Linked DNA regions of Homo sapiens: region 1 is linked to region 2. A link is a contact called in ENCODE Hi-C or POLR2A ChIA-PET data. All regions are on one chromosome and are shown on one strand. The core of a region is the stretch at or near the end of the contact, and the rest is flanking DNA. Distances in the headings are between cores, read along the strand shown. Region 1 overlaps PRKCA (protein kinase C alpha). Region 2 overlaps PRKCA (protein kinase C alpha).

Region 1 (4,197 bases), core at 262-2,761, 68 kb before region 2:
TATGTCAATGTACATGGCAAATGCTAGCATTTCCTTCATTTTATTGACGATAGAATCAAAACTCAGAGTGTTTAGGTAATTTCCTTGAAATTACACAGCCAGGAATGGCCAAGGCTGGGAATTGAATGGACTCCAGAACCCATGGTCGAAGTCCAAGCTCAATATCTCTGAGACCTGGAAGGAAATGAAACAGACTAAAATCAGAGTAACGCTTAAAACCATGAAGATTCCAGCCCACAGATTCTATCTGCCACATGCAGACACGATTTATACCCCTAGAGGGAAACTGAAGAAACAAGGTGGTGGTCATACAATAATAGACTCAAAACCCAACCACACTTTTGAAGTGAATAGTGGCTCATGATGGCTTTAAACATCTTAGGAGAAAAATCAAAGTTGGTGATGGGCTAATTTGGAAGATTAGCTGAAAAAGTTAAGTGGCAAAGAACTAAGTGATAGTTGGAGTGAGGAAGGCATTTTGGTGTGGAGAGAGTAAGATTGGGGAAGGAAAGCTCCCTGGGTAACTGTAGGATTAGAAGCTGTGAGGAGTGTGGTTTAATCAGACAATTTGGAAGCAAGACAGAGAGGGAACAGTCCCCATTTGGAGAGTGTTAGTGTTCAGGGTAATCAGAAAGGAAGAGTCGGAAGCATATGTAATTAATGAACGAGAAAGGCAGATGGATGATGGGGAGGTGGGTGGCGTCGCGCTACTCATATGTTCTTTTGATAAGTAAAATTATAGCATAATTTCTCACTCATTGGAAACAAGGTTATGCAATTAGGATCCTGCTGCTGCTAAAAGCTTCCAGAGATTTTAGTGCACTGGGCAGACAGAGTGATGATGTTTACTTTAAAAATCGAACTTCTCGTTTGAGATACTTAATTTTATTTAATGCTCGATTTTTGTATTTACTGGTTCTGCATTTTCTCATGTAGATTAAGATCCAATTTAGAGAAGAAATATATGGGCAGTTTGGCTGTAGAAAGCACAGAGGAATGATGCTGTGGATATTGATGCACCATGTGGTAGACAGCATTTTCTTTTCTTTTCTTTTCTTTTTTTTTTTTTTTTGAGACAGGGCCTTGCTCTGTCTTCCGGGCTGGAGTACAGTGGTGCGATCGCGGCTCGCTGTACCCTCAACCTCCTGGGCTCAGTTGATCCTCCCATCTCAGCCTTCCAAGTAGTGGGACACCATGCCCGGCTAATTTTTGTATTTTTTTGTAGAAGATGGGATTTCGCCCCATTGTCTGGTCTTGAACTCCTGAGCTCAAGTGATCCGCCCACATTGGCTTCTCAGAGTGCTGGGATTACCTGGCTGACAGCATTTGTTTTAAAGCAGTAAATGAAAATTTGGGTATTCCTTTTAAGTTTTTCAAAATTTCAATCTGCAGTTTTTAATCTATACAAAAAACTGTGGTAAAAGACGCCTAACATAAAAATTACAATCTTAACCACTTGCAAGCCTACAGTTTGGTAGTGTTAAGTAGATTCACCTTTTGAAACAGACCTCCAGAACTTTTTCATCTTGCAAAACTGAAACTGTTTGCCTATCAAACAACAGCTCTTGGTTTCCTCTTCCTCCTAGGCTTTGGCAGTTACTATTCTACTTTGTTTCTATGAATTTGACTGCTTTAACTAACTCATAAATGGACTCATACAGTATTTGTCTTTTTGTGATTCGCTTGTTTCACTTAGCGTACTATCCTCCAGGCTCACCCACATTGTAGCATGTGACAGGCTTCCTTTCCTTTTCAGGGCTGAATAATATAACATTATATATATGGATATGTACATTGAATATCCCTTATCTGAAATGCTTGGGATCAGAAATGGTTCAGATTGGGGATTTTTTTAGATTTTGGAATATTTGCATAATTCTTCCAGGTTGAGCATCCCTAATCCAGAAATCTGAAATGCTCTAATGAGCATTTCCTTGAGCATCATGTTGGTACTTAAAAAGTTTCGAATTTTGGAGCATTTCAGATTTCAGATTTTTGTGTTAGGGATCTTCAACATCATTCTATTTTTTTAATCTGTCAATGAATAAAATTACAGTTTTAACCACTTGTACACATACGGTTTGGTAGTAGTGTTAAGTATATTCACCTTTTTTTGTTGTTGTTTGAGATGGAGTCTAGCTCTGTCGCCCAGGCTGGAGTGCAGTGGCACAGTCTCGGCTCACTGCAACCTCCACCTCATGGGTTCAGGCAATTCTCGTGCCTTAGCCACCTGAGTAGCTGGGACTACAGGTGCGTGCCACCACGCTCAGCTAATTTTTGCATTTTTAGTAGAGATGCGGTTTTGCCATGTTGGCCAGGCTGGTCTCAAACTCCTGACCTCAAGTGATCCCCCCGCCTTGGCCTCCCCAAGTGCTGGGATTACAGGTATGAGCAACCATGCCTGGGTTAACTATAGTCACCTTTTGAAACAGACCTCCAGAACTTTTCGTCTTGCAAAACTGAAACTGTCTGCCTATCAAACAACAACTCTTCGTTGCTTCCACCTCTTGGCTACTCTTGAGTAGTGTGGCTATGAACACGGGTGTACAAATATTTCTGAGACCCTGCTTTCAATTCTTTAGGATAGATAGCCAGAATTGAGATTGCTGGATTACATGATGGTTCTATTTAATTTTTTGAGGGGCTTCTGTACAATTTTCCATTGTGGTTACAACCATTTTACAGTCTAAGCAACAGTGCACAAAGGTTCCAATTTCTCTGCATCATTGCCAACACCTTTTAGAAACAGTAGCCATCCTAATGGGCATGAAGACTATCTATAGTTTATTATGTCAAGCTTTTCTTCATGGTTATAAACGAATATTGTGATGAGTGATTTATCTATGTTTGCTGCTTTACTCCCCAGGGGAGGATGAGTATACCATATATGTCCATATTGATACCTATCTCAGAATACTGGTTGTACAAAACTATTCCAGGCATTGTTCTTCTTTAAGTATTTGGGGTGTTTCTTTTTGCTTATAATTTAGTACAAATGTTCTCAGTTCAGTTAATAATGAGTCCTACTGTGTGGCAGTTGAGAACATGAAGATAACCAGAACACAGTTCCCGCCCTCAAGGGACTGATGAGAAGTAGCCACGTTTTGTAGGAACGGGCAAATGAAGTGGCAAAGGAAGGTGGCCATGGGTTGCCATAGGAGCGCAGGTGAGGGATGAGGAAAGGAAGCACTAAACCAGGTCAGCTTGTGACGTGGGATAAAGAAGGCTTCTTGCAGGTAAAGCCAGAGCTGAATTTGGAAGATGGTAGGAGTTCACCTGCTAACCTGGGAGGTGTGAGTGGAGTGCCTGCGGCTGGACCCACTTTGAGCAATTGGAAAGCCTGTATAGGAAACCATAGGTGACATGATGCCAAGTGGACATGACATTCAGGGAGATGATAGGCAGAAGGTGAGGCCAAAGAAGTTGGCTGGATGTATGTCAGAGAACGTGGTTTTTATGCAATCATTGATGGAAAGCTCATGACGCATTCAGTGATGTGGACGGCTTTGTGCTCTCTGCAGACCACTCTGAGGGCAATGTGGAGGTGGAGGCAGAGAGATTAGGTAAGAGGTTTTTGTGAAAGTTCAAGTGAGATAAGGAATGAACTAGGGCAGTGGTAGTAAGAATGAGGAGAAGGGAGAAAACCTGCCAAATACTTAAAAAAATTAGCAGCCATATGCCGGTTAAGTGTATGAGTGGTGAGACAGAGGGAACATTGAAGATAACCCACAGATTTCTGGCAGTGGTTCCGTGATCTGAAATTAGGAATATAAGAATAGACACTGAGGGTGGACAGGATCAATTCCCTTTTGGACATTTTGGGTTTGATGTGTCTGTAGAAGACACAAATGGTGATGTCCAGTTCACCTTGGGTTTGTGAGTCAAATTTGACAGATTCAGATAGAGACACACTCTTGGTTCTTATTAGATGTATGCAGTAGTTAAAACTATGAAAGCAGATCCATCCCCTATGTTGGAGGGGCACAAAGAAAAGGAGCAGCCCACCAAGGAGCTGGAGAATGAGAATCGGGGTGGACCAAGAGGGAGTCGTGTCTCAGGGGCTGGGGAAAGTAGAAAGGTTCCAGAATGAGTGAGTGGTCAGGAACTTCAGATGTAGCAAAAGAGGTCTTAGAATGTAAAGATGGAGTCACTTGGCAGTGTCAAGATACAAAGACTGAATAAGTTTGGCAGCGTGGA
Region 2 (4,027 bases), core at 624-3,123:
GTTTCAAGACTTCCCTAAGAAACTGATAGCATCGGGTAATTCTTAAATTTGACTTATCATAATGGTATATCTGGAAGGAATTTGTCAACTGATATGTTATAATTATTTTTTAATTTTTTTTAATTTTTGAGATAGGTCTTACTCTCTTGCCCAGACTGGAGTGCAGTGGTGTGATCATGGTTCACAGCAGCCTCAAACTCCTGGGCTCAAGAGATCCTCCCACCTCAGTCTCCTGAGTAGCTGGGACTAAAGGCATGTGCCACCATGCCTGGCTAGTTAATTTTTTTTTTTTTTTAAGTAGAGATGAAGTCTTGCTGTGTTGTCCAAGCTGGTCTCACACTCCTGAGCTTGAGCAGTCCTCCCACCTTGGCCCCTCAAAAGTGTTGAGATTACAGAGGGGAGCCACTGTGCCTGGCCTGATATGTTTTAATTCTAACAGTAGATCTGCATAGAGAGAAAAGTTGGTATTATGAACAAAGGTAGCTTTAATTCGAAGAGACAACCATCCCCATTCCACAACCTCTTTCCACCCAAGCAAGGAAATTTATTGAGGCCAGTAACATTTTAAATGCTTTTTGGAGTTGTTTATTTGCATGTACTTTCTTTCTTATTGTGTAAGATTTGACTTTTTTTTTTAAAGGAGTTTCTTCACATGGATAACTCAGTTTGTATAGCCTAATGTAATCTCAGCAATAAGTCAAAAGCTGTTCTTCTGTAGGGCTATATAGTTCTCTGACATAGGAAATCATTCTTAGTTCCATTATATTGAGAAGAAACAGAGAAGCATTTTACATCCAAGTGCACCAGCAGCTGTTTTGTTACATAGCTGCTGTGTGCAGAGCCCAATACTGAGAATTTTAAGAAGTCACTGAAATATGTCGAAGCACGAGGATGGGTCTGGATCTCCTCACTCTAGACGCCTGTACCTTTTTTCTGTAGTCGGTGAATGAAATTTTGGAACATGAACTGCACGTGTGGAAAGAATTTGTGTGTGGGTGGAGGAAGCATCTAATGGGAACTGAGCTGGGGGAAGTAGAGCTTGGTCCCAGGTGTCCCAGCTGGAAGAGTTTGAAGCCAGACCCAGGGAGCCCTGCGTTTGAGGCCACCTGCACTGCTCACAAGCCACGGGCCTTGGGAAGCCCTTTCTGGGAACTTGCTTGTGGAGCTGAGATGGGGGTCAGAATTATTCTGCAAAGTGGTTCCCACTGAGCAACAAGTGACTTTCTCTTCCTCCACGTTTTCTTCTCCTTACCTCAAAATGGAAGAAACTTCTTGGCAAAATACCATTTAACATAATTTGGCCACACTGAACATTTAAAAATAATCAAAGATGGAGTCTGTGCTGTTAAGAATTGATAAGTATTCCACATAAAATCTAAACATCGTTCTTTTCTTTATTAAATTTTTGGTGTAATGCACAAAAACTTGAAACTTCAGCTTTTAATAAAATTGACTTTATTTCTAAAGAGAAGTGGGAATAACAGTGGTGCTAAGATTAGCAGTAAAAGCCTTTAACCTGCGAATTCCTTCACGCTGGGGTCAAAGAAGGGAAGTCCACGTGGATGTTTGACTTGTGACCTCTTCCTTCATTTAAAAAAAAAAAAGACTTAAATTACTCATGCCCTCAGTTTAAATTTGTGACTGGCATTTGAAACTATGGAATGATTCACTTTTCCTTGTAGCAAGAAAATTTGAAAATGAAAGCAAAATGATGCTCATATTCAAACTGAACCTACTATGAAAAGATGTTTGCTGATGGCTTCGTTGCCCTGCAAACACACACGACAGAGATGGCTGTTGTTCAACACATTATTTTCCTCTTCCTCTGAGCATCTTAGAGAGGGATGACTGTGCATGTTGCCTCATGCGCAGGAGGTGGTGTGCAAAGATCTTTTGGTTTGTATCGTGGCTTACAGGCTCTCATTTAGGCCATGGCATGGTACATTCCAATACCATGAGTGGTTAAATCTCAGGAATTCCAAAGTGTATGAACGGAGTGATGTCAGCTGTACTCTCATTTCATGCTATGTAGCCAGATGTCGTGTAGCTAACCTCAGCAGTTACTATACATAATGTGCTATAACTGGCTGATTTAAGGTAAACTGCCTCAGTTTCCTCATCTGTAAATGATGGCTTTTGACTAAATAATAGCTTAGTTTTCATTGTGAACAAAATGCTTGTTTAGCTGGGCAAACACATTTTTTTTTGCAGAAAAACAGCCCTATCACCAATAGTACCTGCTCTAGTGCTTTTAAAAATTAGAATGAAATTTTGTTTGTACATTTTTGTTTGTTTTTGACAGTCTCACTGTGTCACCCAGGCTGGAGTGCAGTGGCACCATCTTGGCTCACCACAGCCTCAAACTCCTGGGCTCAAGCGATCCTCCTGCTTCAACCTCCTGAGTAGCTGGGACCACAGGTGCATGCTAGTATGCCTAGCTAATTTTTTAATTTTTTGTGGAGATGGGGTCTCACTATGTTGCTCAGGCTTGTCTTGAACTTCTGGGCTCAAGCGATCCCCACGCCTTGGCCTTCCAAAGTGCTAGGATTACAGGTATGAGCCACTGCGTCTGGCCTTGGTTGTACTTAAAAAACAAAAACAAAAAATTAAAAAAAAAAACAACAGAAAACTTTTCATGGCTCCCAGGAGCATTTATATGACTAACAAGTTATCTTTCCTTGCTGATAGTTCCACTTTCCTCGTGTTTGACAGAAATGACTCTTAGTTTAGGAACTCCTCATTAGCTGTTTCCAGGAGCAGTGGGGTATCATTTTGATGCTTCTTTATTTCTTCTATGCAACTAAAATACAAAGTGAAGATACGATGTCTCTGAAATGATAAAGCTACATTTGTCAAAAAGCACATATTTTCCATTCGACATTTTGGCTTAAAGAAATGAAAACTACAGAATGACTTTTTCCTTTATCTGGGTCTGTGCTGTGTATTTACCTATTTAAAAAGATATACAGGTGAAAAATATTTTTTGAAATGAACTTGTCTGAATCAAGATGCACACTCTTGCAGCAACATCACAGGGTGTCTCTGTCACTGAGGACTCTGTCCTCATTTGTGTGGGCTGACTGGGTCGCTGGCTGTGGGAGGCACACATTTGCTATCTTGGTGCAGCAGTTTGTAGTCAGCTGACTGACTTGTTCCTGCACATGCATTTTTTTTCCTGGCAAGTCATAATTCATGTTTTTCCTAAGGTCCAACCCTATTATAACTGACAGATCCTATCTGGCTGAGAAACATGGGCACCCTTCTGTTTTTGCCTCTTGTTCCCAACATATTTGTATGCTTTTCAATAGGAAGCTGACCTGGAGTAAATGCCCAGGGTTGTCTGAGGTCTCTAAATGGAAGGTGTGGTCTGAAACCAGCTAACTATGGCAGCATTAGGGCAAGAGCGCACAGGTAAAGGACTTCTGAAGGAGGGTGGAGGGTGGGAAAGTGGGAGGGGCGAGAGCTAACATGAATGAAACTGAAGAGAAACAGAAGTTGTGGCTGGCATGCAGGAGAAACCCAGATTCCCATTCACCACTTCCTCTCACCTCCAGAAATTACCCATCATTCCTCTCTATTTTGCAATCCTCTCTATTTCCCCTGAAGGTTCTGCTTTGAATGCTGTCTTCCCAGCAGAAATGTTGAAGGGAAGTAGCTCAGCCCAGTTCCCTTCTGGGCCACCACTTTCAACTGTAGACTTTCTAGTCAGAGCCAAGAAGGCCATGGACTCTGAGAATGGCATTTAAAGTCTCTGCCGGGCTCCACTTAGTTCCCCTTCCCCTACAGATGCCTTATTCCCTCGAAATGCAAACGAGGCTCCATGGCCACAGTTTCCTTCCTCTTTCTGTCCACATTCCAGTCGTTCACCATCTCGAGAACACTGGGGCACCCTCCTCTACCCCCAGCCAGAGCTGTCATTTAGTTGTGATCCACAAATCTGCTAAAGAGAAAGGTGCCCTGCTATCATTTTGCAAAGGCTTGCTTGGAACACATTCCTGCCATTCTTTTTTGCTGCTCTGTAGCCTGA

What was found. Hi-C counts contacts between places; a loop is a spot of excess contacts on that map. ChIA-PET counts read pairs that join two places held with the same protein, here RNA polymerase II (POLR2A). Pooled maps may share reads with other maps.
Region 1: a pooled map shows a loop between it and region 2 (8-fold over the local background). The contact joins two enhancer-like sites. A Hi-C loop is called at or near these places in 1 of 168 maps with a recorded cell type or tissue (PC-9), 1 of 37 single-sample maps with no recorded cell type and 10 of 50 pooled maps. POLR2A ChIA-PET finds 5 or more read pairs at or near these places in 7 of 52 experiments (AG04450, BJ, CD8-positive, alpha-beta T cell and 3 more).

The regions. Positions count from the first base shown.
Region 1 is chr17:66,398,045-66,402,241 of GRCh38, forward strand. The region is part of intron 2 of PRKCA (protein kinase C alpha); the gene reads left to right. PRKCA-AS1 (PRKCA antisense RNA 1) reads right to left here. Exons shown (of 4, transcript NR_110822.1): 4 at 25-174. Among named protein-coding and RNA genes, the nearest start is that of PRKCA-AS1, 17 kb to the right of the region's middle. Within about 2 kb of position 1,512, at least 2 of the 41 ENCODE cell types and tissues checked have a DNase peak (open chromatin) inside an H3K27ac peak, as active enhancers do.
Region 2 is chr17:66,465,283-66,469,309 of GRCh38, forward strand. The region is part of intron 2 of PRKCA (protein kinase C alpha); the gene reads left to right. Among named protein-coding and RNA genes, the nearest start is that of PRKCA-AS1, 50 kb to the left of the region's middle. RefSeq lists a silencer at 1,729-2,023. Within about 2 kb of position 1,874, at least 14 of the 41 ENCODE cell types and tissues checked have a DNase peak (open chromatin) inside an H3K27ac peak, as active enhancers do.